Linked DNA regions of Homo sapiens: regions 2, 3, 4, 5, 6 and 7 are each linked to region 1. A link is a loop called in an ENCODE intact Hi-C map of the cell type or tissue named here. Cell type or tissue: GM12878. All regions are shown on one strand. Region 1 has its middle 73 kb from the start of LINC00581. Region 2 overlaps CDKAL1 (CDKAL1 threonylcarbamoyladenosine tRNA methylthiotransferase). Region 3 overlaps CDKAL1 (CDKAL1 threonylcarbamoyladenosine tRNA methylthiotransferase). Region 4 has its middle 250 kb from the start of LINC00581. Region 5 overlaps CDKAL1 (CDKAL1 threonylcarbamoyladenosine tRNA methylthiotransferase). Region 6 overlaps CDKAL1 (CDKAL1 threonylcarbamoyladenosine tRNA methylthiotransferase). Region 7 overlaps CDKAL1 (CDKAL1 threonylcarbamoyladenosine tRNA methylthiotransferase).

Evidence for each region. A loop is a pair of places that touch in the nucleus more often than their neighbours do. Peaks named below come from ENCODE experiments on the same cell type or tissue, not always from the same donor. Only the 100,000 strongest peaks of a DNase experiment are listed, where the experiment ranks them.
Region 2: a loop joins it to region 1, with 7 times the contacts of the local background. A loop is called at or near these places in 1 of 110 quality-filtered maps.
Region 3: it touches region 1 in a loop (2.5-fold over the local background); 1 of 110 quality-filtered maps calls a loop at or near these places.
Region 4: a loop joins it to region 1, with 2.8 times the contacts of the local background. A loop is called at or near these places in 1 of 110 quality-filtered maps.
Region 5: it touches region 1 in a loop (2.5-fold over the local background); 1 of 110 quality-filtered maps calls a loop at or near these places.
Region 6: it touches region 1 in a loop (7-fold over the local background); 1 of 110 quality-filtered maps calls a loop at or near these places.
Region 7: it touches region 1 in a loop (8-fold over the local background); 1 of 110 quality-filtered maps calls a loop at or near these places.

The regions. Positions count from the first base shown.
Region 1 is chr6:21,436,560-21,440,559 of GRCh38, reverse strand. No RefSeq gene overlaps it. Among named protein-coding and RNA genes, the nearest start is that of LINC00581, 73 kb to the left of the region's middle. In GM12878, no CTCF peak of the experiment used is centred here; DNase peaks (open chromatin) are centred at 1,369 and 1,849; H3K4me3 peaks cover 802 bases; H3K27ac peaks cover 1,851 bases.
Region 2 is chr6:21,002,529-21,006,528 of GRCh38, reverse strand. All of the region lies in intron 11 of CDKAL1 (CDKAL1 threonylcarbamoyladenosine tRNA methylthiotransferase), which reads right to left. Among named protein-coding and RNA genes, the nearest start is that of CDKAL1, 470 kb to the right of the region's middle. In GM12878, no CTCF peak of the experiment used is centred here; DNase peaks (open chromatin) are centred at 590 and 2,418; H3K4me3 peaks cover 800 bases; H3K27ac peaks cover 1,561 bases.
Region 3 is chr6:21,187,167-21,191,166 of GRCh38, reverse strand. All of the region lies in intron 13 of CDKAL1 (CDKAL1 threonylcarbamoyladenosine tRNA methylthiotransferase), which reads right to left. Among named protein-coding and RNA genes, the nearest start is that of LINC00581, 320 kb to the left of the region's middle. In GM12878, no CTCF peak of the experiment used is centred here; a DNase peak (open chromatin) is centred at 2,126; H3K4me3 peaks cover 164 bases; H3K27ac peaks cover 2,831 bases.
Region 4 is chr6:21,262,579-21,266,578 of GRCh38, reverse strand. No RefSeq gene overlaps it. Among named protein-coding and RNA genes, the nearest start is that of LINC00581, 250 kb to the left of the region's middle. RefSeq lists enhancers at 2,272-2,391, 2,402-2,461, 2,482-2,531, 2,708-3,208. In GM12878, no CTCF peak of the experiment used is centred here; DNase peaks (open chromatin) are centred at 2,138 and 2,458; H3K27ac peaks cover 1,274 bases.
Region 5 is chr6:20,706,259-20,710,258 of GRCh38, reverse strand. All of the region lies in intron 5 of CDKAL1 (CDKAL1 threonylcarbamoyladenosine tRNA methylthiotransferase), which reads right to left. Among named protein-coding and RNA genes, the nearest start is that of CDKAL1, 170 kb to the right of the region's middle. RefSeq lists an enhancer at 1,514-1,563. In GM12878, no CTCF peak of the experiment used is centred here; a DNase peak (open chromatin) is centred at 1,708; H3K27ac peaks cover 296 bases.
Region 6 is chr6:21,211,978-21,215,977 of GRCh38, reverse strand. The region is part of intron 15 of CDKAL1 (CDKAL1 threonylcarbamoyladenosine tRNA methylthiotransferase); the gene reads right to left. Among named protein-coding and RNA genes, the nearest start is that of LINC00581, 300 kb to the left of the region's middle. In GM12878, no CTCF peak of the experiment used is centred here; DNase peaks (open chromatin) are centred at 2,357 and 3,585; H3K4me3 peaks cover 729 bases; H3K27ac peaks cover 2,845 bases.
Region 7 is chr6:21,156,757-21,160,756 of GRCh38, reverse strand. The region is part of intron 13 of CDKAL1 (CDKAL1 threonylcarbamoyladenosine tRNA methylthiotransferase); the gene reads right to left. Among named protein-coding and RNA genes, the nearest start is that of LINC00581, 350 kb to the left of the region's middle. In GM12878, no CTCF peak of the experiment used is centred here; DNase peaks (open chromatin) are centred at 1,046, 1,726 and 3,016; H3K27ac peaks cover 1,417 bases.

The DNA of each region.
Region 1 (4,000 bases):
GGGAAGATGTTTTATTGGCATCTAGTTGGTAGAGGCCTGGGATGTTTACTAAAACATCTTATAACGTACAGGACAGCCTTCCCCCCATAACAAAGAATTGCCTACTAAAAATGTAATAGTACCAATGTTGAGAAACCGTGGTCTGCAGAAATTGATTAATACAATTTCAAAAGACCTTAATGTGAATAAGTAAATAATCTACACATCTATATCTCTGTAAAGGAATATATATAATCTAGTAATCTATAATCAATACATTGCTATCTGCAACATAAAGGACCTGGGGCCAGACGCATCCCAGGCATGGCGCATGAAACAAAGAACATGGAAGAAGAGAAGAGAATTCGGAGCAGACCAGCTCAGGCCACTTTTTCGGACTCTGACAGTGATGTGTCACCAGCATGTCAGTGAGGAAGAACTGAGGTGCTCTCAGACAATTAATCAGTGGCTTATACCTTGTGGCACACACTCCTGAGTTTGAGGAGTCACCACAAATATACACAACAAATCTCATTAAGTCCTATGTTAAGGGCCTTGTAGTTACCATTCAGATTAGTTGGTACCTTCCATCATAAAGATGTTGAAGTTCAAACTGAACAAAGTTAAGACAGTAATTCATTTCAATGAAGTTTATTTCTGCCTGAGCATAACATGTGTTTTAAAAAAGTTGAGAAATTGGCTAAAGGCGGTCCTGACCCTGTAACACCCTGGGAATTGCTTTTCTTTTGAAGGTGTGCCCGATTTCAACTGGTTTATTTGCCATGTGCTTTTTCTTATTCCAAGGTAATAAAGAGTTCTGATTATTTCAGCTTTCTTGTTGCTTGAGTTTTAGCACAGAGTTGTGACTGTAGTTGGATTTGATGCACTAAGTATTTAGAATTGTTGGATCAAAGGTTTTGGGAACTTTGGCTAAGTATTTGGAACTGCTACTTCTCTGTTTCAGTCTTTATTTAAGGAGAAGCACAGTGCTTATCACTGAAGTTCTTCACAAATAACTGCAGAAAAATACGTTTCCTTATTTCGTGCCCAGGGATGGAAATCTCTATTCCTCCTCCACTCCACACTATCTCATTCTGAAAATTATCCTTCTTTGAATGTCCAGTCCTGCCACTCCTCTTCCCTTAACTTCTTCTCAAAGCACAACTGTTGCTTTGAGATTTAGCTAAATAAAGCTTTCCCATTCGTGCATTTGCATTTTTATTTCCAGGGCACCTTGGGTTATTTCTTAAACAGGCAGAAGGTGGTGTTCTTTTAAACTCACAATCTCTAAAATTGAGGCACAAATAAGGCTCCACTTGGAAGTGAAAATAAATTGGTTAGTGATTGGTGAAAGAAAATTATCTTGTTATAGAAACCACTTAAGGAAGACCAGGATTGGTCTGCAAATAGTGTGCTACATCATTCAACCACAGGAAGAGAAAAAGGAAACCACATCACTTTACATAACGTTAGTACCTCATATAACCTTCCAGGCCCTCCTCCTCTAGCCAGATTCATCATCTGCCTTTAAAGGATAATAATTTTCTGGAGTAAGACATATCTAGGAAAAGTATACTTTGGATAAAAATAAACGTAACTAATTTATATTCTATGTGCTATATAGCTATGTTTTAGAGCAGAGGGAATACTGGATTGAGTTGGAAGAGTTCACAAGTATTCCAGCTCTCTTTCTGGATAACATTGCCTTCTTTCACCTTTTTAAATTTAGACATGACCACATGAATGGCTTTGACTAATGAAATATGAGCAGAAGTGAGACACATCGCTTTGAGTCAGCTTTGAGAGGAACTGATCATGGCAATATGCACCACTCTAGAACTTTGAGGTACTTAGATCATCAGAGGCCCTCTGCAGACCCACTTTGCATATGCGGTGGGAAACGTTAAGTCACAGAGGTTTGGGGTTTTTCTTTATTGTGGCATATCCTAGCCTGTCCTGAGTAATCCAACACATCCCTTGATATCTAGTATCTTATTTTTGCCTCCTGTGCCTTTTCCCAAATACTACATACTTCCTGTCAACCTAACATGGGAGACAGAATTTAATAAACACACTTGAAAGTGATCATTTCAAAGAGAAAATACATTTAAAGCACAGAGAGCAGCATCAAGAAAAGAGTGATCGTATGTCAGCAGCCGTTTTGGTGGCCATTGCGGGTGTATGGTTTCTGTTTTGCTTTCACAGAGCCTTTCACCATGTTGAATATGACCATCTGCTCCACTTTTTTTTTTGAGACAGAGTCTCACTTTGTCACCAGGCTGGAGTGCAGTGGCGCGATCTTGTCTCACTGCAACCTCTGCCTCCCGGGTTCAAGCGATTCTCCTGCCTCAGCCTCCTGAGTAGCTGGGATTACAGGCGCACCACCACGCCCAGCTAATTTTTATATTTTTTGTAGAGATGGGGTTTCAGCATGTGGGCCAGGGTGGTCTCGATCTCTTGACCTTGTGATCCGCCTGCCTCGGCCTCCCAAAGTGCTGGGATTACAGGCATGAGCCACTGCACCCGGCCTCTGCTCCACTTTTTATCCATGCCAGTTCAAAACTGTAACCGCAGAATAATTTTTAATGAGCAATTTTTCCATGCCCTGGCTTTGGTTGCAGGCAGTTCTCCATTATGTTTGATGTTTGTGGTCCTTATTGGACTGTATTAGAATGGAGACTAACAACTCGGAGAACACCTGCAGTGTCTGAGACTCTGGATCCAACTTTTCCATGCACTTTTTTTTTCAGTTTGTGTGCTAACCACAAGCATGCAGGCATGAAGGATGAATACTAATCAAAAGGGAAAACTGAGTTGGTTATGGCAATGTCTCAGCTGGAAATTCCTCTTGCCACCAGGGCATGTGTCGAACACATGACTATTGCTGGTGGTGGCAGATGCTGTGCACCAGCTGCCTACCAGTCACTTGAAAGTTCATTTATTTATTTTTTTGGTTTCCACTTAATTTGCTATTTTATCAAAATGAAATGTGTACATAATTTTTAAAAATCAAACAATTCTACAAGCCCTATAATGAAAAATTACAGCCCACCGCTGCAATCCCTCCTGACCCTTCGTTTCTACTCCTTGGATTATCCACTTAAAAATCTCATCACTGTTTTTGTTTCCATGTGTCTAACTAACATGCGACTACTGTGTGGCATCATTTTTTAGATATAAATAGATACATTAGGCCGGGCGTGGTGGCTCACGACTGTAATTCCACCACTTTGGGAGGCCAAGGCGGGTGGATCACCTGATGTCAGGAGTTTGAGACCAGCCTGACCAACATGGTGAAACTCTGTCTCTACTAAAAATACACAAATTAGCCGTGTGCCTGTAATCCTAGCTACTCGGGAGGCTGAGGCAGGAGAATTGCTTGAACCCGGGAGGCGGAGGTTGCAGTGAGCTAAGATGGCGCCATTGCATTCAGCCTGGGCAACAGAATGACACTCTGTCTCAAAAAAAAAAAAAAAAAGTATTGATTTTCCATTGCAAAACACAAAAACTTGGCTTTATTGCATTATCACCTTTTCTACACACACACACACATATGCACACAGCATCAATTAGTTTTTGCTGTGTAACAAACCACCCCAAAATTTACTGGCTGAAAGCAACCATTTATTTACTCAAAACTCTGTGGATCAGCAATTTTAACTTGGCTGAGCTGGCCCATCCTTCTAGTCTTGGCTAAGCTCATTTGTGCAGCTGTGGTCCCTTACTGGGTTGGCTGGGGCTGGCTGACTTAAGTGGCCTCAGCTGGGATGGCTCTCCCACACTCCTCGTGCTCTTTTATCCTCTTGCAGGCCAGGCCAGCTTGTTCACATAGAGGATGGTGGGTCTGCAACAGTCTGAGAGGAAGTATGGAAAGCTGCTTGAAGGCCAAGCTCCAAACTGGCTTCCTGGTACATCCACTACATTCACTCCCAAGGCCAGTCCCATTTGACAGGAGGAGAAACAGACTCTGCCTCTTGGGAGGAGATTCTATAAAGTCACACTGCAAACAATACAGGGAGAA
Region 2 (4,000 bases), 430 kb after region 1:
TGGCAAAAGATAAAAACAGTGAACACGACCTTAGTGCTACCCAAAATAACAACTTAGCTAAAGATACTAGAAATGATGACATAAAGCCAGAAAACATTTTTCAGGGAAGCATTTTGCCTAAAGTATTTTGGAGGTGGTTACTTAGTGAACAGAAACACATCTGGGAATGCATCTGGAAGAAAATATAATTATCTAATCCTTGCTGAATCATTCTTTTTTTTTCTTTTGCATTTATTTTCTTTTCTTCTGATAAATATTCTACTTATGTTTCCAAGCCACTAGGACTAAAACTAGATGAATAAGGCAGAATAAAATACTAATTTAATGTAACATAGCTTTATCAGATTGTGTTCCAATAAGCACACATGAATGACCAGGACTAATGATAGGAAAGAAAAATTACTCAGGATGTTAATAATTTAGCATCCTTTTTGCAGATAGACTGGAAAAGTAGGTCATAGGATGGGCTGGATGATATAAGTTAGCTCAATGACTCACTCACAGTCATCATCCTGCCATAAAGCCAAGTAATACTGGCTTTATGCCCTTGTGCCCCTTCCATTGAATGAGTATACAGCGGAGAGATCACAGAATGAAACTTCCTCTGCAAGTCTGCTACTTCCCCTCTAGTTTGTTCTCTCCTCGCCCTGCAAAAGATTCCCCTTTACCCATGAGTGCTCATTGCTTATTAGCTGTGGTATTTCACTGGGCAATCTCTGGGTATAGTGAACTTACGGGAATAATAATAAATATCACAGTGCTAAAATGGTTAATATTCTATAAGCAACAAGGGAAATTAACCCTGAAGTGCACAGTACCTTAAGAAATGATAATGGCAAATTCTAAAATGAACAATATCATGGGATTAAAAATCAACATGGAGACGCCACAGTAAGATGCAACTTAACGTTAGATCCATGCAACTTGCAGGTAAAAACAAAACCGTTTATTAATTCATTCAAATTGTATTTACCAAGTGAGAAAGATAGAGATGTTAACTATTTAAGGTCTAGTTAACATAAACTAAAAAGCTACTGGACTTCTAACAAAATACTCTGTCTAAAGAGTTAGGTCTTTTAATATATAAACTGTTTCATTTCCTAAATATCTATCCGTAGGATATTCTTACATGTTTCTTTCACATTTTAATGTGTGAACTTGAGGACTTAAAGATTCTTTTACTTAGCATTAAAACATATGCTTAAGAACTGCGCATGTTGTCATTTTTTGAATATATGTTAATGCATGGTTTATGTTGGGGAGTGACTATACATTCACTGCTGCTCAAATGATAGAGGCCCAATTAAAGTAATTGTCTAATGCCTCAAGGCCCTGGGAACCCTAATTATATCATCCCCAACATAACGCAGTACAAAAATCATTGAATTGGGAAGTAACTCTCTCAAAAACACATGAAAAAAGAAAAAAGAATCATTCATGTTTTATACTTTAAAAAACATCTCAGTAATAAGTTTAAAAGATAACAGAAACATCAGTTATGTGACAATGAATGATAGTAAAATATATAAGATACATATTTTAAAATACAAAGACAAATTTTTTTTGAAAGACAGGATCTTGCTCTGTCACGCAGGCTGGAGTGCAGCAGCATGATCATAGCTCATTGTAACTTCCAACTTCCAGGCTCCAGTGATCCTCCTGCCTCAGCCTCCCTAGTAGTTGAGACTACAGGTGTACATCAGCATGCTCAGCTAGTTTTTTTATTTTTATTTTTTTGTAGAGATACGGTCTCACAGGCTGGTCTGGAACTCCTGGGCTCAAGTGATCCTCCTACCTCAGCCTCCCAAAGTATTGGGATTACAGGTGTCAGCCACTGCACCCAGCCAAACACAGATTATTTCTAAAACCAGAATTGCACCGCTTGCTTTGTTCTATATAGTTTCTTCCCCTATCCCTACAAATCCCATTTTATACTTCAAAAAATCATCTTATCCATTTAGATAAAAACATCAAATTACTCAGTTAATGTTCAATTGGATTAATAAATCTGAATAGAATAATTTAAGTCATATGATTGCTCATGGCCAGCTGTTTTAAATTAGTATATTAAGTCATTTAGACGCTCTTCTTTGCAAAGGTTGCATGATTTAATAAATTCCCATATGCCTCAACATGTGCCAACACTGCTAGGTTATCTTGTATCCAGCTGCTGTTGTGATGATGGCTGCCAACTTTCAAACAACTGAAGAGAATAATGAACCAGCTTAGTTGGCTCATATGTAAACTTACATTGCTACCAGCTAAAACATGGGCCATTTTCAACTGCAAAGAAAATTAATTAAAAAGATTTCACTTCCACTTTCATGGCTCTACCAATACCACAAAATTAGCAGTTTGAAAGCTTGCAGCTTCAGGTAAACTCCCACAGTTTGGATTTCAATCTTAAATGCTATAGGTTGTCTTAAAAAATGGATTTTTTAAGGAAACAGATCAGGAAATGCCTTGTCCATAACTCATAACACAAATATTTGAGAAGCCTCACACTGCTGGAGAAAAAAGAGAGACTTATTTGTTAAAGGCACATTACAAAAAAGGCTTCAAAGACTTCAGGGGAAATGAGAGATGTAAATGAAATGGGCCGCCATTTAGAAAGGATTTAAAAAGCAAACAGAAAAAGAAAGCACCAAACATACCACTTTAAGTCAGGATCATTTTATGAATGAGCGTTAGGCACAAATCAGGGCAACATGATAGTGTTAGGCCCCTCCAAGAGTGAAAATACTGTGTTGAATTTTAATAAAGGCTGGACAAGACAATTTTGTGCTGGATCAGTTATCCAGGCTAGTGGCTCTAAAGAAAGCCCTGAAACTTTGGTGTTTCCAAAATGAGCACTAATCTATTTGGCATAAAGCTATACTAGTTTTTATAGCGGAAGGTAGGTCAAACATAAGAACTATTTAAAATATTTCATTTATTTCTTTTTTCTTTCTTTTTTTATTTTTGAGATGGAGTCTCACTCTGTCACCCAGGCTGGAGTGCAGTGGCACGATCTCAGCTTACTGCAACTTTTGCCTCCCGAGTTCAAGTGATTCTCCTGCCTCAGCCTCCCCAGTAGCTGGGATTACAGGCACGTGCCACCATGCCTGGCTAATTTTTGTGTAGGTATGTGTGTATATATGTGTGTGTGTGTGTGTGTATATATATATATATATATATATATATATTTAGTAGAGATGGTTTCACCATGTTGGCCAGGCTGGTCTTAAACTCCTGACCTCAGGTGATCCACCCACCTCAGCCTCCCAAAGTGCTGGGATTAGAGGTGTGAGCCACTGTGCCTAGTCTAAAATATTTCATCTACTTCTAAATGTCCATAATAGTTGGAAATTACTCACCAGGTAGATGGACTTCCCCAAGAGGACAGGAAAACTCTTTTTCGCTAAATGGCAAAGCTGATTATACTGTCCTCATGGGAGTAAGTCTATATTATTCTTCACAACAGATGGACTAGACAAAATACACAATTTTATGGTTCTGATGAACTGTCTAAAACTATGCAAGGATCACTTTTTTATTTTTTGAGATAGGTCTCACTCTGTCACCCAGGCTGGAGTGCAGTGGCGTAATCTTGGCTCACTGCAACCTCCGCCTCCCAGGCTCAATTGTTTCTCCCACCTCAGCCTCCCAAGTAGTTGGGATCACAGGTGCGAGCCAACACGATCAGCTAATTTTTTGTATTTTTGATACAGACGGGGTTTCACCATGTTGCCCAAACTGATCTTGAACTCCTGAGCTCAGGAGATCCATCCACCTCAGCCTCCCAATGTACTAGGATTCCAGGTGTGAGCCACCGCACTGGGCCTAGGATCACTTTATTGGCAGTGATAATCTGATTTTTTTTTTTTTTTTTAAAATAGGTTACCTGAAGTTTTCTCAGTCATCTGCTATACATAAGCAGGTATATCATATTGGCTGCCTACTACAGTTTTGCAATATATCTTACTTATAATCTAAATGTGAAATTATATACCAGGGTTGC
Region 3 (4,000 bases), 250 kb after region 1:
GAAACAGAATTGTGTGAAGAAACGCAGACATTACTCAAATTAAACAAAGACATCAGGGTATTTGGGCTAATACTTTTAACTCAGTAAGAAATGTTGCTTGCAAAAGTATTCTTTGGACTAGAAAAAGCAAAAGGTTTCTCTTAAACTCATATATGGCTTTAAACATAAACTGTATGTAAAGTTGCTCTTCTCTTTATAACTTTTTTTTCTTCTTACTTTCACTTTACTTAAACAGAAAGCCTGACGTGGCTTTGGAAAATAATGTCAATCAATTTCTATTCTGAGATGCTGAGTTACAAAAAGATTTCAATATTACTATTTAAATAGAGTAACAAAAAATTCACAAAGGACGTAGATATATGGACCTGTGTAAGATAGACATTTGTTTCTTGAAAATGGTGTTAAGGAAGAAAGAAACTATTTTGTTTCCCTTTAAGAGCTGCTGACAATTATTTTTTCTGTCCATTCTCTTCCTAAGGCAAAGATTAAAACACATATCAGCCCGGGCGCAGCGGCTCACGCCTGTAATCCCAGAACTTTGGGAGGCCGAGGCGGGTGGATCACCTGAGGTCAGGAGTTCAAGACCAGCTTAGCCAACATGATGAAACTCCATCTCTACAAAAATACAAAAATTAGCCAGGTGCGGTGGCAGATGCCTGTAATCCCAGCTACTCGGGAGGCTGAGGCAGGAGAATCGCTTGAACCTGGGAGGCAGATGGTGCAGTGAGCTGAGATCACGCCATTGCACTCCAGCCTGGGCGACAAGAATGAGACTCCGTCTCAAAAAAAAAAACAAAAAAAACCCCACACATATCAAAAGTTCCTGTAATCATTTACATCATGGTTCTAATAAACTTGAATTTTATCTGTGCTTATCCTACAGAATATTCTGACATGCTATTTCTGCAGCTAAGTTTTGCCTTTTATTGTAGAAAATAAAATACAATTTTTCGACCTGACTGGTTTCTGAATGTATGACTCTGGGAAATGTCAAATGTCTTTCTTTAGCTCCAGTCAAATTAGTTTTTTTTTTTCCCCCCTAAGCTGCCTGGAACATGTTAAATACAAGGCTGTGACCTTCAACTCTGAAATAATATTTCTAGTGTCTGTGCAAAAGCCTGCCCTCACATACACCTTTAGACTAATTACTGCAGTGTAATGTTGCCAGTGAACCGCTGTAATTACACTTGGAGAAAAGTATGGTCTTGTTCTTTCCTAGCTAATGAAAATGATAACCTTTCCATTTTGATTCCTCATTCACAACAGGCAGAGCACGCGATGCTGGGTCTCCTGGGTATACAGTAATTTTCCTGACTGTTTATGCTCACTTCTATTTTCTGGCCCTGCAGAAGCTGGAATTAAAGAACCAGGCATACTTATGCTAAAAACGGTCAACAGTAATAATAGCAATAACATTAAAATTTAATATCATCCTTACTCCACAATGCCATTCTATAATGAAATAGGGCCATGACACAAGAATGTGTGTCAAAAATGATGATAGCATAGAAAACAAGTAATGAGCCTTTAAGTCCATCGTATTCAAAATGCTAGCCATCAATTTGTTGGTCTACTTAAGGGTTCTTAAGAGAAGATGTTGGACAGTTTATTCTCAAAGCGCTAGACTGGTTAACTGATTCTTAAACAATGACAAAAAAAGGCATTCATTAGATTATTTGAAAACATTGTCCTCTGTGGAAAAAAAATTCTTTAGATACACTTATTAATAGATATAAATGTACTCAAAAGGGGAAGAATGTTCCTTTGAAGTGGAGTAGCCATATTTTTAAGTATATATGCTTATCTATTAATTGCCATGAGTATCTTAGTAGCTTTATTTCTTCTTTCTTTGCATTTCAGAAATAACCTAAGTAGAAAGAAAAATTGTAAAACAATTTGGCTTTTCAAAAGTTATTCTTCCCTTCTTTGTGCAGTGATACAAGATACAAAGACCAGGCCCGAGGCAGTTCTACTGAATCAGACCATGAAGTTTCTTCTAACAAGAATCTCCTTGTGCTTTTCTTCACGCTGGTTGGTTTTCTTCTAGCCGTGTCTACCCCAGTAAGAGGAAGACAATCCGAGGTAGTCTCTTCCCAGCTGGGGGCAAAATCCCATTCTTAGTAACAAAGCTATTTTCATCTGCTGATCGAGAGCCAATAGTAAGAGCAAATAGTTACACAGGAAATGCCACACTGATGCCTTCCTGCCTGGCGTCAGGGATCCAAATCTAGTGCTACCTAAACTGCCAGTTCAAAAAGCAGCTGCATTTTAACCACCTGCCTGTACATTCTGAGTATTCTAGAGCATTCAAAGGTATTGCCTATAAAGCTTTTTGTGGAATTAAAAAAAAAAATTGTGGTAAGAACATATAACATGAAATCTACCCTCTCAACAAACCCAAACAAGTTGACCCTCCTATCACAGAGCCGGCACAAAGTACATCAGGTCTGTTTTTCCCCACACTGGGCAAGCTCTGTCATGCCCAGGCAGCCTGGGAAAGTGCTCAATATTGAAAACTGAAGTTCTATGGCCAGATACTGCCAGTAAGATCTATCCATGAGATCTGATTCATGGAAAGGGCCCATGGAGCCAACACTGGATATAAGTGTAGAACTTTTTTATGAAAAGCGCAAACCTAAAAATTGAACAGAATTTCCGTTCACTTCCACCCTCTTGATCTATTCCCACTGGTCTCTCTCAGCCATTACTTGGCAAGTCTAGGCCAGTCTTCTTTGAGAGCAGATTCTCAGAAAGGGACCTACTCATAAAAGTAGGTTGTGCATCTTAAATAGATACAATTTTATTTGTCAGTTGAAAAGATGAAAAAGAAGAAGCCACAAAATACTTGGAGGAAATATAAATTATTAGACATGTAACGTGTTGATGAAACATTTTTAACATAATGCTATGTTGCCATAAATGAGAAGTTTTTAACTACTGATTAAAAAAAGTATATTAAGATTGTCATAAACAAAGTCAAAAAGCAAATAGAAAAAAATTGCAAGTATGACATATATACTAATGACATGTTATAGGTTATATAATATGAAGAGCCTTTACAAAACAGTAAGAAAACAATAAATGTTCCCAACAGAAAAACAAACTGCTAAAAAAGCAATTCAAAACCAAAAATCTAAATTATCTACATACAGCACATATGTGAAAAAAGTTTCACTTAATTTTCAACGAATAAACACTAAAATAAGGAAATGTCCTTTTTTTTCACAAATGGGCAAAAATATGTATGAAACTGGGCTGTGCTTCTGGGAAAAAATTTTTTTCATACATTCCCCATCCCCAAAAGGTACATAAGTGACCAGTGATAACATTTAATAGGTCACTTTCTTGGAAGGTGCTTGTAGAAGTTTTGTTTCACTGACGACACAAAAAGTAAGCCAAATTTAAAAAAAGAGAAAAGCAAAAGCAAAAGCATTGGAGAGAGAGATTGTTTATGTAATCTAGTAATCTGCAGTAACTACTTGCCAACTTCCCTCACACCTTCATTGCTCCAAGTCCTCATTCCAAAAGCATGGGGAGTCAGGCAACTCAGTGAGCTACACCACCAGGCATTACCAATGGTATAAAACTCAGAATAATTCCAAGAAAGATTCAGACATTTGGAAGAAAAAAAGGTGTGGGTGTGGTATGCAGGACGCTTTCTAATTATCTTTATGGCATAAGAAAGCTTCTTTTCAAATACTAAATTATGAGAAAGGATGGATAAGCTCCAGCCTACCCAACTTCTAAATGAGAATTTTTAAAATCATGAATTCAGAGCTGGATTGGATAGAAGAGAGGACTTCAGAGATCATTTAGGACAAACTCTTCATATTACAGATGAGAATACAGGTCCCTTAGAGATTAAGTGACTTGGTCAAGGTCACATACCTCATAATATTTAATCTATAATGTTAAAAATGGATTCTATCCTGCCAGTTGTTTTAGGCAAGTGGTGAATTACCCAATTACTTTAAAACTGCACCATGTATACAGTAGTCCT
Region 4 (4,000 bases), 170 kb after region 1:
GGTTTGTTACCTGGGTTTATTTCATGATGCTGAGGTTTGGGGTATGAATGATCCCTTCACCCGCATAGCAAGCATAGTATCCCAACGGTTAGTTTTTCAACCCTTGCCCCTCTTCTTCTCACCCCTCTCTAGTAGTCCCCAGTGTCTACCGTTCTCATCTTTATGTCCATGTGTACCCAATGTTTAGCTCCCACTTATAAGTGAGAACATGTAGTATTTGGTTTTCTGTTCCTGTGTTAATTCACTTAAGATAATGGCCTCCAGCTGCATCCCTGTTGCTGCCAAGGACATGATTTCATTCTCTTTTATGGCTGCATAGTATTCTGTGGTGTATATGTACCACATTTTCTTTATGTAATTCACTGTTGATGGGCACCTAGGTTGATTCCATATCTTTGCACTTTGTGAATAGTGCTGTGATGAACATACAAGTGCATGTGTCTTTTTGGTGGAACCATTAATTTCCTTTGGGTGTATACCAGGTAATGGGATTGCTGGGTCAAATGGTAGTGTTTTAAGTTCTTTGAGATATCTCCAAATTGTTTCCCACAGTGGCTGAACTCATTTAGATTTCCACCAACAGTATGTAAGTGTTCCCTTTTCTCTGTAGCCTCACCAACATCTCTTATTTGTTTACTTTTTAATAATAGCCATTCTGACTTGTATGAGATGGTATCTCATTGTGGTTTTGATTTGCATTTCCCTGATGATTAATGATGAGCAATTTTTCATATGTTTCTTGGCCACTTGTATGTCTTGTAAGAAGTGTCTGTTCATGTCTCCAAACACGTTCTGCTAGTCTCATGAGCATAAGCTCAGTGCTTACACGTTGTGTTGATTTGTAAAGATGGCCCATTTCTGTTGAAGGGCTAATGCCCATTTTTAATGCCAGGCAGGTGGTCCCAGGCCAGGTAGCCCTTGAGGTCAACCACTCTACTACAGAGACCAGGGAGGACGCAGAGGCCACCATGTGAATCTAAGGACCAGTCCTCTTCTCTTTCACTACAGCCCTACCCTGGGTCTTCCTAGATGTCACATTCAAAAAGAGCAAGGGGGTTGAGGGGAACTCTCAAAGGCTGATCACTTATGTGTCATCAAAGAGGCTCCCACTCCACCAATTACTCACTGTGTGGCTTGTCATAAAACCTTGCTGTGCCTCAGCTTCCTGATCTGTCCTAAGAGGTTCATCGTTGTACCCATAAAATTGTGTTATGATTGTTCAATGAACTGACATTTTTAAATGCCTAAGAGTACCTTACACATACTTAGCTCTCTTTTAGCTCTTATATCATTATGAACAGATCACTAGTTTGGAATGGATTAGAGCCATTTTTGTATTCCTTCCTCTCTCACTCACTCTCCTTCCCCCCAGTAACCCAATGAGGTGGGAGTCTTCTAGAGAAATGCAAATCATTGAACAGGAAAATGAAAGGAGGATGTGTATTTTCCTTGTAAGTGAATGTGCAACCCGCACCATACCAGCTTTGGTTAAGAGAGGTAGGAAACAGACTGAAAACACTGAGGACTTATGAAGAACCCGAAAGAATGTACTGCATAAGATAGGCTGGTTTTTTAAGTTTTTACCAAGTGTTGACAAGATCTATGAAATGAATGCCACCCCGAGGTGGGAAGGCTGCTCGTGAAACCAGCTATGGGTTAGGAAGAATGAAGCCAGCTATGACAGCCTTTCTGACTGGGTCCTTCATCTGGAGCCTGGTCCCACATCAGTGTGACAAGCAGGCTCCTGAAGAAATAAATGACATGCTAGTCCCTGTGTCCATAGGCCACTGTCTCCACTGCCTGGTCATCGATTCTGAATCCTTTCCTGTTATCCCTTCCTACCAGATCCTCCCACTAATTCTCAATGGGTACCCTGAGCTGGGCCTGCCTTATCTTTTCTGTAAACAGCCTTTAAAGGTAATGAAAGAAAGATGTTGACTTTTATGGCTCATAAAGCTGCTTGCAGATATCCAATTTAGCACAACCTACTTCCACTAACAGTATAGTTTAACACTTCCTTCACACCGCAGGGATCTTAAATTTTCAGTGGCCAACGATGAACTGAAAATGAACCGAAAGAGGCTGCATCGTGAAGAGGCTAGCTTGTAAATTAGAGGTTTGTCCCACGTAGGAAACCTGACACCTTTTGAAAATGACAAGGATAGTCTTTTGAGTGTCACCACAGAACAACAGCAGAAATTTATGATGTTTTCGGAGGGTGTAATCAAACTGTAAGCCTGACATCAAATCCCTCTTGGTCTCTTTTTTCTCGTCTGTAAAATAAGAGGGTTGAACAGTTGATTTTCATGTCTCTTTTGGCTCTCACATATTGTGATTCTAATACTGGAGTGCCTGTGGCTAGGTGACGTGGGATTACAAAGTCTTTCACAAATTCAAAGTGGGGAGCTGGCCCCAACACTTGCGGGCTACTTTTAGACATGATGCAACTGGCCTTTACGGATGACGCTGACTCATTCCAACCCCAGACAGGCCCTGCCTCCTCTGAGGACTTTTCTGCCCACAACACCTTCAGCTACCACGATCCATGCACACCTCCCACCTCTTCATCTTCCTGGAGCAGCCTTTGTCACGCCTCCAAGCACACCTTGCGAACCACATCTGCCCATGTTTCTGGAGCAAAAAAGGAATTACCCCCGTTGCCAAGGAGGCAGCAGTGTGGAGTAAACACTGGTGGCCCCTCTTTGGACCCCCTACTCACCCCTCCAGAACACAAGAGCAGCCATTTTTCTGGCCGCAGGAGACCATGGCACTAGTGGGTGGGGCCATTTTGGTTCCGGCCTGGCCCGGAAGCTGGCTCCCAAGGCCTCCCCACAGTCTGGCGAGGACGGCAGTGCGCATGCTTCTCCTTCCACACCCCATACTTCTCCCTTGGTGCAGGGCGCAGGGTCTGTCTTTTAGAAGCAGCCTTAGGACCCCCAAGTTGTCACTTCCACAGGCGGGGGCGACTGAGACTCTGAGATGGCTCAGAACCTTTGCAGCAGCCCCAGCTCTCCAGGAGGCGAGAACCAGCCTCCATCTTTGAGACTTAGGGAGGAGCAAGTCCATTGAAACTTAGGTTTTAGGTTTGCGTTTGGGATGTGGAAGCCACATCCTCCACAGTTTCTCAGAAAAGGTGTGCTTTGGGTAATGAGGCTGTGCCTTGTTTGGCATCTTGTGTTTGTTTCACCTAAACATTGGAGTAGTTGAGGGGTGCGAGGTGGATACCCCAGACACTCTTGAGGACCTGCCAGGTACCAAGCGCTCAGCTTATCTAGACTTTCAGATTCATGTTCTTTTTCCTCATTGGAAGTGGCTCTCTAGGCCCGTTTTTCCGTGAACGAAAGAGATCCTTGCTTCTCATCTCTCAAGCTCAGGTTGCAAACTTACCTCTTTCATGAGGCCTCCAGAAATGGTTTCAAGTCAAGAGATACCACGCCTCGAATTTCATTATACTTATAAGCGCTATGTGATGTATTAATTTTAAACACATTTAAATCCCCTAGTTATTTCTTCCTGTTCACCATCTCTAAATATGTTAAAATGTAAATAGTTACGAATGAGATATTTTCCAACACCTTTCCTTCCCCTTACAAAAATACTCCTTACATCTAGTACCCTCCTACGCTGGGTTAGCTGACAGTTTCCGTTTTGTGTAATTTTATTAATTTACTCAGCAAAACCTCCGTTAAACACCTACAACGGGCAGGTGTGAGAAAGACAAAGATAACACATCCAAGCCCTTGAGGATTTCAAATTCTATTATGGGAAAAGTTCCAACGGGAAATATTGTCATAGAGGTGTGAACAGAGCTGTGAAAACAGAAGAGCAACTTTACCCAAGAGTCGGTAAGGCATTTCAGGGGATGTGTGAGCAGGGTTTTGAAGGATGAATATGAGTACACTACACAGATAAGAGGGAAAGGTATTCCAAGCAGAACCCATTGTTCGTGCAAAGGCATAGAGTCATCAGTTGACCAAGCAAGCCCCAGAAAATAATGGAA
Region 5 (4,000 bases), 730 kb after region 1:
TACCTACTTTCTACAAACAATGTTGCATGTAATATTTACTAAATTTAGGAAGATGAAACTTGTTACTTTTTTTATTTAAATGCCATGATTTCCCTAATGAAGTAATTATCATAATGTTGACTTCACCCTGCATCCTCTTGGTTATAAACCTAATTACTCAGGGAAGTTTTAACTTGAAGCTCAGGAAATCAACAGTCTTTAGAAATTTATTTATAAAGGTTAATTCATATGGGATTTTCTGCAAGTGTTGTAGTTGATTCCAACATCCATTTCACTCTCGATGATTACTCCAAGCTAATCGCTATAACTCCATTGCCTTTGCCAATACTCGGGAGAGAATAATCTGAGACCAATTTGGCCCAATAAAAACATAGAGAAATTCTTACTCAGGTCTTCAAGGAAAGAAATGCCAGCCTCTTTCCCATTACATACAACAAGGAAAATGTTGATCTAATTGCTGCCCTTGTCCTAATAATCACAGAAAATAATAGCTTGAAGGATGAAGCCAAGAAAGCAAAAGAAAAATATAAAAAGACCCAACCTAGGTCTCTTATGACAACAATGAGTTCAATTAACCCACTCTGAAGCCTTCTTGTACTTCCTGTTGTGCAACATAATCCACGTCCTTATTGTTAAGTGAGTTTCAGCTGAGATTTCTATTAATGAAACCAACAAGCATCTTAACTGATAAAGTAGTAAAATCGAGTCTAGGGACAATGAGCACTAGAAAGGGAAGAGACTACAGGTTGAGGATCCCTTATCTGAAATGCTTGGAAGTGGAAGTGTTCAGACTTCAAATTTTTTTTTTGCATCCCTAATTGGAAAATCCAAAATTGAAAATGCTCCAATGAGTATTTCCTTTGAGCATCACATTGGTGCTCAAAATGTTGTGAATTTTAGAGCATTTCAGATTTTGGATTTTTGGGTTAGGGATGCTCAATCTATTAAAAAAAAAATCTTACAGTATTACAAATAGAATCTCTCAAAAGTACTTTGTTCTTCATTAGACGGTTCAAATACCAGCCAAGGTTCAGGGGTGTGCTGTAGAGCAAAGGAACTTCAAGACTCTCCCTAAATAATATCTAATTTGGGAAACTCTCAGAAAACTAAAGCATTTCTATTCATTTTTTTTTTAACAGCTGTTAGACACTCAGCACACTTCCAGGCTCTGGGGATACAGTCGTAAAAAAAAGAGAACCCCTGCCCTTGGAGCTTACATTGCAATGGGAAGATAATTAACAAGTAAATAAATATCTTCCCATGGATTTAGTTCTACTGTATAAAAATCATGAAGTACTGAAGCAAGTTCTATCATGACCAATGTTTGACTATTATGATACATCAGGGTAGACATAAACAATAAGACTTGGTAAACTCTGTCACTCAAGTGAAAAAAGTCAAAAAGAAAAAACATAAGGACAAGAAGAAAAAGGCTGAAACACAAAGAAACCAGACCAGAAATTGTAGAAAAGTCAAAGGGAAAGATACAGAAAGACCAAGACTACAATATCATCAGACACATGCACACATACAAAAAACTAAAATAAAATAAAGAAATGGAGATTTAAATAGCATCTGTTTCAATTCTGTCATATTAGAATCAGAGTGACTAGGACAGATGGGATGTTAAACCAATTAACAAGGTCTCGAACCTGAAACTGTCTAACACCTTTTTTAAAAAACCTACTTCAAACCAAAAGAAAAGACCAAAGTTCCCAGCCCACGTCATAGAGTCCCTCTAAACCACAAGTGACTTGCCAAAACCCACCACACTGTAACACACATTCCAGGGTTGAGCTAAATCCAATCTGTCTCATAAGCTGCCCAGGCAGGCAAGAATCACCACATAGAAAAGGATAGAAATTCCTGCACCCTTTTCTATGTCATATATAGTAAAGTAGGCCTTGCAAGGAGAGAGAAAACTTTAAATGAAAGAAAATTTCTAAAGTGAACAACACAAAAATTGAAAATTCGTGAAAAAAATTATCCCAAATTTCTTTCCGTACTATTAAAGTCTCTGACAAGGTACTAACAAACAAGTAAATTAAATGACTTGGGTTCCTTATTTTCTCTCAGAGTAAATTTAAGGAAATGTTAAGTAGCCACTGAATTGTTTAACAACTTCAAGTAAAAAGGTAAAGTAAATAAGTTACCAAGATAAGTCATAAGCACTTGACTAAAGGGCTCACTCTTCTAGCACACAGTTAAATTATTTTAGACAGAACAATACGTAATTGCAATTAAGTGCTTTTCCTACTCTTATAATATACTACATATTAAAATGGTTTCAGAGTTTAGATCACAGGTCCATGGGTAATGCCACTGTGGGGAATCCTGACACTGGGTCTTAATATCAAGAAAATACAGAGGATGTTTAACTCAAAGCCCTTCTAAAACGTACATTTTTAAAGATTTTGGCAGGAAGCTTTAAGATTTCTTTAAGCATAAACATTTATTCAATTTACAAATATTTATTGAGTACCTACTTTATATGAGGCACTATACCAGCACAATTAATGCAATTTGAAAATAAGAATTACTCTTACATGCATGAGGAATAGTCAGTTATTCTTGATCATGGAAGATGGCAAAATATGGCTATGCCTTGTAAGTAAAATGACTACATATCCTTGTTTACACCTTTCGTCCTAGCTCTCTGTCACTGACAAAAGTATTCCAGTTTAATCACTGAATTATATGGTTACCCCACCACAGTGGGTAAGCAGACAGGTGCTATATGGTAGCTAGTTACCATAATGCCAAATATTACCTAGATTTCTTTTTTATGTTGTAGATAAGAATAGGCTACCCTTAGATAAAATGTAAAGACTCAGATGTTATATCAACATGATAAAAGCATTCTGTGGTTGCTGAATAATAACTTTTAAAAGGATTTGTTTTCTTACTTCAAACACCCAGTAGTCAAATATTTCATCATTCTGTGCTACTGGATTAATGGTTTGCAACTAACCCAGGCAGATCTCAACAGCCACGTGACCAAGGAAAGACCCAAAACACTGGGACCACTTGCCAGACTGCCACAAGAACAAAGGCCTAGCAGGTGGCTATCCACTGCTCCAAATTAAATCATGCTGCACAGAACATTATCTCCATCATTGTATAATGTTGTTTTGTGTAATGTAACTCCTCATATCCAATTTTCAAAATTAAGACAAAATTGTTTTTAATGACAGACAAACCACAATAGGAAATAACAATGATCTAAATAACGTTGTTCAGGACTCAGTGAAAAGGGTCCCTCCCAGGTCCCAGAAGTAATCACCAAACCCCACCCACCCTCACCCCCAATATTTGTTCAATGAAGCAGTGCTGTATCTGGAACAAATCCCAAGGCCTAGTTAAACACCAGGTGGTACACTGGGGTAATTTTTTTTTTAAGTAACAGATGGCTCAAACTTTTCATCTTTATGACACACAGCACAGGACTTATGCAAGTTAAACTGTCTTCCAAGTACTTTATACAAGTAATACAATTACTCATGTGACTCATCACTTCACATCATAAAGAGAGCAGCAGGTGAAACAGATGCTGTACTCCTGGATTATTTATGACCTTGTATAACAGATATTTAAATGATACACACAAATACAGATAGACACAGATATATTTAAGTGTAGTTATATATTTGATGGTATTCCATCTCCCTAGTTGTAAAGTTAGAGGACACCTTAAATGAGTACTTTGGCTTGAGTAAATAAAAGTAAAATGTTATAAATCTAAAATGGTAGTGAGGAGAAAGGTGTGTCCAGTGCCATTAAAGTCTGGATTGTAGTAGTTTACTCAAAATGTAAGGGTGGAAACTAGGCTAGTTGGATCAGCATATGAGCATCTGATCACTACTTTCAAATTCACCAAAGGGTTGGCGGGAAGCCTAAAGTAAAGAAAAGAAGTTAGACTGAGAGATTTTTTCTTCCCCTTCTTCTATTTCACCCTATTTCACACAACCCTACAGCCAAAATCCAGCCCCAAACAGGTTTG
Region 6 (4,000 bases), 220 kb after region 1:
AAGGACCATTGTGATTACACTGGGCCCATCTGGATAATCAAGTATACCCTCCTTATGTTAAGGGCAGCTGATGAGCAAATTTAATTCCATATGCAACCCTAATTCTCTCTGTCATGTAATCTAACATATTCACAGGTTCTAGGGATTAGGACACGATCACCTTTGGGGGGTGAAGTGGGGGGCATTATTCTGCCTACCACAGGTCCCCAGGGTGATACTGTTGAGTTGCTGGGTACAATTGTACCTCAGAGAAAAGCACCGGATATCTAGAGCACTTGACATTTCCTCATAGAAAAGACTATGACAAGGTCCCTTAGCTTCCATTAACGTTTAGATTTCAGATTCTTTTTACCAGATCCAACCCTTCCAGCTCTACAACTCACTACCTAAAAACAAGACACTGAGTTGTAGAGCTGAAAGGATTAGATCTCAGGTTGAAACTGAATGTGATGTCTTCTGGGGACGTAGAAAAGGAGGAGGAAAGTTGCGCAGATCACAGGCAAAAACACCAAGATTTCATAGGGTGTGGTAGACTGAATACATTAATATTCCCAATTCCTTATACCTCCTTGTATCTGTATCTTCTTGTCACATAACTCTGTAGTGTGTCCCTGGTCTTGGCCATGTGATTTACTTGGCCAACAGGATGCTACCAAACATCATGCATGCAGAGGCTTGAAAAGCACTTGTGCATGTCTGTTTGCTATTCCTTTGCCTTTACCACGGGAACATGCTCAGGTCAGCCAGTTGAAGGATGAGGCATGCGGAGCAGGGCTGATTCACCCACGGAGTCCCAGTTGAGGCCATCTAGATCCACCAAATGCCTGCTGAACCTCCATACATTTTAGGAAGCCCCACCAAGCTTAGAAGAGCTGCTGAGCTACCCTACAGTGCACTGCAGATGTGTGAGTGAGCCAGGCTGAGATCAGCTGAGCCCCACTGCAGTTCTGTGGTTGGTTGTCATAGGGCATTTATCATGGCAAAAGATAACCCATATCTAGGATAACCAGCTTTTTGGTCTTGCAGTCCTTTTCAGTAAGGGGTATACATATATCTCCGGAACAAATTCATTCATTCATTCATTCATTCATTCATTCATTCATCCAACAGACGTTTACTGAGCATTTGCTCCCTGCCAGGCCCTATCCTAGTCATTAAGGACACAAAGGTGAATGAAGTAAAGTCTCAGCATTCATGGGGCTTCAATTTTGGTAACTAGAGGCAAAAGAAACATGTAAATATTTAATATGTCTGGTGATAAAATGTGCCATGGAGAAAATAGAGTAGAGTAAGAATAGGAAGTACTAGGTTGTGTTGGATGGTGAGGGCTTGGGGTTTTATAGACGACTGCCCAGGGTGACCTCACTGATAAGCTGGTGCTTCAGCAGAGACCTGAATGAAGTATGTACCAGGGACATCTAAGAGATGGGCATTCCAAGCAGAGGGACCAGCAGTTGGAAAGGCCCTCCTGAGGGAGCAGACCTCGTGTGTTCATGTTCAAGGAGCAGCATGGAGGCCAGTGTTCTCGAGGGGAGAGAGGTCAAGGCATGGGACCTTGATCCTTGAGGCTGTTGTAGGGTCTCTGGCTTTCATTCTGAACATGCTGGGAAACCTTAGATGATTTTTGTAAAAATTTTTATATGGTATGTATATATATATATATAAAATAACATTTGAACAATTTTGAAGTACACAATTTAGTGGCATTAATTATATTTACCATGTTGTGCAACCATTACTACTATTTCCAAAATGTTATCACCCCAAGCAGAAACTCTGTAACCCTTAAGGAACTCCCCATCTCCACGCCCAGCTCCTGGTAAGCTTTAACCTAGTTTGTCTCTATGAATTTGCCTATTCTCAATATTTCACATAAGTGGAATTATATAATATTTGCCCTTTCTGGTGTGGCTTATTTTGCTTCACATCATGTTTCCAGATTTGCCTATGCTGTAGCATGTGTCAGAACTTCATGTCTTTCTATGGCTGAATAAAATTCCATTCTACTACATACCACATTTTGTTTGTCCATTCATCTGTTGATAGATACTTTGGTTATTTCCACCTTTGGGTTATTTATGAATAATGCTGGTATGAATATTGGGATATAAGTATCTGAGTCCCTGGTTTCCCTTCTGTTGGCTATATACGGAATGCTCTGAGTCATATGGAGCACTAGATGGTTTTGAGGAGGAGAGAGACACAATCTGGTTTATATTCAGGGTAGAAACAGGGAGACTCGTTAGGCAGATTGTTTCATTTTCAGATAATATAGTACACGGCAGGGGAAATCACTTCCCACAAGAATATTTAAGAGAAGAAGACCTGTAGTGAATGCCACTATCTTACACCATAGATGCTTTGTGATTGTTCAGAGGAACTGTGCTCACATGAAGGATAACAAAAGAAACAGCTACTCAAAGTCAGTGAAAAGGGGGAACTGAAAAACTCAAAGAATTTATTTCAGGCAGCTATCCTTTACAAATGCTATTGCTGCTTATAAAGACTGTATGTTTAAAAAGACCAATGACCAATTCCTCGTCTCATGGCATATAGGTGATTAGGGCAAAACATCATCCATGTTCATGAACGAGATATTATTAGTATCTTGATCAACCAGGCCCCAAGTAAATCTTCACTATCACCATGCCCCCCACTCCACATCACATATTCACTGATCACTTCTACGTGTCAGGCAGCGTTCAGGGCTTCCCAAGCTTTATCTCACTTCGACATCAAAACCATCCTATCAAATGGACTCTATTCCTCCCAATTTATAGATGAGGAAAGACACCTAGAGAGGGTAAGTGACCAGTGATCACAATTAGTAAGGAACAGAGCCAAAATGCCAAACCCACGGTCTGACCTGATGTGCGTAAGGGCTACTCTATTCCTTCAAAACGGATGTTTTCAAGGAGGAAGCCCTGGGAGCCAGGGGCCTGTGGAAGGGAAAATGCTGATCTTGATAAAGTCGGCTGATGGTTCTTTGCCTTTATTGCCTTTTGAATTTCCTTCTCAGGGGTTGGCAAATTTGCAAGGTGCTACATCTTAAATTTTTAGGTTGGCTTCCTATCAGAAAACTGCCCTAGATACCTGATTTGATATATGGATTGAAAATTTCTGTTTCTCAATAATTTTATAGAATTGCATTCAGGAGAGAGAGGGACAGGAGAAAATTTGTTTCCCCAAAGCCCTTTAAATTTAAAACACTGCTTGCATGCATATAAGCAATCTGCGCTTGTACCCCCTAAATACATAAAAATTTAAAAATAATGAAAAAAATTTTAAACATTATAAACTATGTTAGAAAACAAACACACTCTATTTCTTTGAACATATTCTATTTTATTTATTTAAAAATAATGTTCTATTATTTTAGGTACAATGCAACATCCACACTCTGAGTCTCATAGGAGAGATAGGCTGTCACTTTCATCATTAGAAAGTGAGAAGGGAAACTAGGAAACTACAATTTATGGTTAGAAGCAACTCGCTCTAAAGTACTCATCCTCATAGTTCCCATGAAAAGAATTTCCATTTGCAAGATTACTATCAGTTTAAAAAGGGGCTTTTGCAATCTGCTTATCAAGATGTCAAATGACTTCAAAGAGTAGGTTGAGTGGCTTGACTGTGATTTTTTTTTAACCATTGAAGAATATATTAATGTCCTCATCAGCTGGAGTAACAGAGGATTTCAACCTATCATGTAGGTTCCCTGCCTCTGGTGGAGAACCCATCCATTCCACCCTGCATATCGCCGAGAGCCAAGTTCATTCAATAACCATGAAACAGGCACTGCACTGGGGCCTGGAGCCAGTCGTGGGCAGACCAGTCAGGCGGGGCCTGCTTTCATGGGCTTTCCCTCATATAGAAACTTTCACTATACTATGCTCATGCCCAAAAACTTTCCCACATGTAGCCAGGCACGGAGGCTCACACCTGTAATCCCAGCACTCTAAGAGGCTGAGGCTGGAGCATTGCTTGAGCCCAGGTGTTTGAG
Region 7 (4,000 bases), 280 kb after region 1:
ACCTGTATGTTCTGCACACGTATACCAGAAATTAAAGTTAAAAAATATATATACATATATATATATTTTTGGACACAGACACACACACACACACACACACGTGTGTGTGTGTGTGTGTGTCTGTGTCCAAAAATTACAGTGAATAAAAAAAAAAAAATCTTGGCTGGGTGCGGTGGCTCACGCCTGTAATCCCAGCACTTTGGGAGGCCAAGGAGGGTAGATCACGAAGTCAGAAGTTCGAGACCAGCCTGACCAACACGGTGAAACCCCGTCTCTACTAAAAATGCAAAAATTAGCTGGGCATGGTGGTGGGCGCCTGTAATCCCAGCTACTCAGGAGGCTGAAGCAGAAGAATCACTTGAACCCGGGAGGCAGAGGTTGCAGTGAGCCGAGATTGCGCCACTGTACTCCAGCCTGGGTGACAGAGCGAGACTTCATCTCAAAAAAAAGAAAAAAAGAAAAAAAAGAAAATCTTTATTTCCCATTCGAAAACAACAGATGGGATGAAAACAAAAAGGTGACTGCTCAGGAGCCATTTTAGAGCCAAAAGCGACTTATTGATTCTTCCACGGAAACTTTCAAACCTGGAGATAGGTGACTTAAAGCGGGTCTGCAATGTGGACCACGAATATGCTTATTTTGCCAAATAAGCAAAGTGCTTCCTCAGAGAACTGTTGAAAACTGAGACATGCAAAAAGTAGCCCAAAATCACAAGAACAAATCCTATACATTTGGTGTCACAGAGGGTTTTTGCACATTGCTTGTTCTGGAAATACATGATATGAAAATAATCAGGCCTCATTGCAAAGATCTTTTTCAAGAGCAGCTAGGAAGTCAATAATCTCCCACTCTTGTCTGTTACATAAGCATATTCTCAAACCCAATCTGGGTTGGGTGGAACTATGGAGAAATTTTTGAATCTCAAACTCTGCCTGAAGTAAGGGTTTAATTTTTAAAAGGCTAGCCTATGGTGCGGACTCAGAACAGGAGGTAAGATCTCAACCAAGTGGTGGTTAAGTGAATTAGGTGTCGCTGTTCAGAGTGGATTATCTGTGAGAACCGTGTAAACCAGGACAACTGAGGACATACTTTCACAACACAAAACTTAGTACAGATCTGACTGTCTTCATTTAAGTGTCCCATAACTCTTCACTGAGCATCTACCATAGGCCAGGCATGGCCTCTGCCCTTCTGGAACTTACAATCTAGTAAGGGAGATGGACAGTGATCAAATAATCACACACATATAAAATGGCAAGTGTGATGTATATGAAGAGTAGTGTCACAGGTTGCTATGACAGCTTGTATAAAAGATCATTCTAGTTTCCCTTGGAAGAACAGATTCGAGAGAGGAACAAGAATGGGTATGGAGGGACCAGTCAGAAGGCAACTTCCATAGTCCAAGCAAAAGAAGAGGTTGCTTGGGCTAAAGCTGATTTTAAGTAGAAACACAGGAATATTTCCTAGCTTATAATCAGTGTGAAATGTTTCATTATTGCCAGATTTTTTCTTATCTGAATAAGTTGTATTCCATCCTGGAAATATATTTATCATCCCCAACTCTATTACACTCATTTTTCAAGAATACTATAGAAACTGCTTTTTTTGATGAGACATTACAGGAGTCATTAAAAAAATTAAAAAAAAAAAAAAAAGGAGGTTTCAGAAAACAAGGTCAAGAAGCCCCAGAGGAAGGCATTAGGCAAACTTCTACAGATTATTAACTATGTTGACAATGGTCAAAACAAAAACGTATTTGGAAAGCACCTTTTGTCACAACAAAACTTCATCCCAGAAAGCTACATCATGTATAATTATACACATGATCACAATTATATAAAACTAAAAAGAAATAATTAGGTACATATATGTTTCTAACTGAAAAAAAGGTTAGAAGTTGAAGTTTTAAACACTTAAATGGGAAATTCATGTGAATGTTTATTCTAGTCAGAGTTTTAAAAGATAAACTATTTATCTAAATTAAACTGTTCAGATTACAGAATACATATTTGTCAGTGACAAAATTCACATTAAGTTTCTAGACTTACACTGTCTATTCTTCTATGAATACCATCATACATGCTTTGCTTGTGGTTACACAGGTCTCAAAAGAAAAGAAATGGAAACATAGGAAATTAACAGACATTCATAAAATGAAGTGCATGTTTGTGGTCCAGGGAGTGAAATGGTGGGGCATAAACCCTTCCCAGCTTTAGCAAGGAGGTTAACCAGTGCTGTAGTTATCTGGCTTGGAGCTTCATCATGACCCTTTGAGTCCCCTCCAACCCACCCCCTGGCAAAGCAGGAGCAGCATATCAGATCCCTGCAGAGGCTAAAAGCTGAAGGCAATGCAAAGAAAAGCTTTGACATTCTGCCACTGGAGTGACAGGACAAAATTGACTGTAATAAACAACAGTTTGAGCAAGATAATTTGATGCATTGGGACCTTAAGCTTCTCCAGATGCTGAACTCAGCTTGGGATGGGAGATAAGAGGCAGTATTTACTGTCCTCAATAAAGGTTGGATGAAAGCAGAAAAAAGAAACCTCCTTGTGTAAATTGAAACCAGTTCACTAACATGCGTATCCTCAGATATGCACAGCAATTCACAAACAGAAGAGTATATACCATATTCATATATGTTATAAACACATGTAAAGCATCATACTGACACATATGTATAAAATATAACTTGTCTGTTGGCCTAATAACAGAGAGGAAAGCCAGAAAGAAAAACAAATGCATGTGAAGAATCTTTAAAATGAAAAGAGCACTCTACCAATATTAAGCTCACTTAATATCATATTGCTCCACAAGTATTACAAATAAAATGCCTCTCTGAATAACATTTCTTTTCCAAATAAACAAGCACATGCAGACACAGATTTTGACTGTGAAGATTTAATTCACAACAGAAGGATGTTGCTTATGGAGTGAGAAGTGAAATCACAGTCCCTCTGGGCACACCCAGGTGCTCTGCCAGTTTTCCATAACAAGGCTGAGTGATGTGCTTACATTTCTCAAAGACTGTTTTGTTTCAGTAAGGCCAGGTTAGGTGACTGGTAGATGTATGTCATAATGAAACAGAAGTACTATCAAACTACTGATTTTGGTTAGGATGACGAGGAACAAACAAAGAGGTTGCTTTCATTCGTGAAGATTTTCACTTAGCTATTTTTTTATATTACTTAAGTAAAAACTACAAAAACAAATAAACAAGATATCAACACAAGCATATGGCTTTGTAATTATAAGACACACTGTGTTTGTGTAATCAAGAAAGAACAATGAGAAAAGACAATCTTTCGTTTTTTGTTTGTTTCTTTGAGACAGGATCTCACTATGTTGCCCAGGCTGGTCTCAAACTCCAGGCTATCCTCCCACTTCAACCTCCTGAGTAGCTGGGATTACAGGCATATATACAACAGTGTCTGGCTGAGAAAAGACAATCTTGAGAACAATAAGTAACATTTACTGGCTGCCCATTATCGTGAAAGGAACTGAGTTGGTGACTTTACATAAATGTATCTTGCTTAAAACCTTGCAAGGTGATTATTATCAGCATCATTCTAACACTGCTGGCTAGGAGCACTGGAGCAAATTTTTCCAAGGTCATAGAGCTCATAAGTGATAGAGCAGGGATCAAATCTATGTCGGCTGAATTCTGCCAAGTTCAAAGCGTATCTCTTTCCACCCTACCTACCATCTCTCTAAGCATCACAGTAGAAACAAAGAATATGGCGCAGAAAAAGAAATCAATAAACACATATGAAGAGTCAAAGGAAAATATGCTTAAATCATATGCTGAAAAACCAGCCTAGGCAGAGAGCAGACCCTTCTCCTTGGCAAAGTTTACCAGGCATACAAGGTTCTGTTTCCTACCTACTTTATACAGTTTGATACTCTTAGAAGGATTCCATGCCAAAGCAACCACAGCAGCATGCACACCAGTCTTGCTCCTAGGGATCTCTCTGCACCTCTCCAGCTGCTTGAATTCTAGT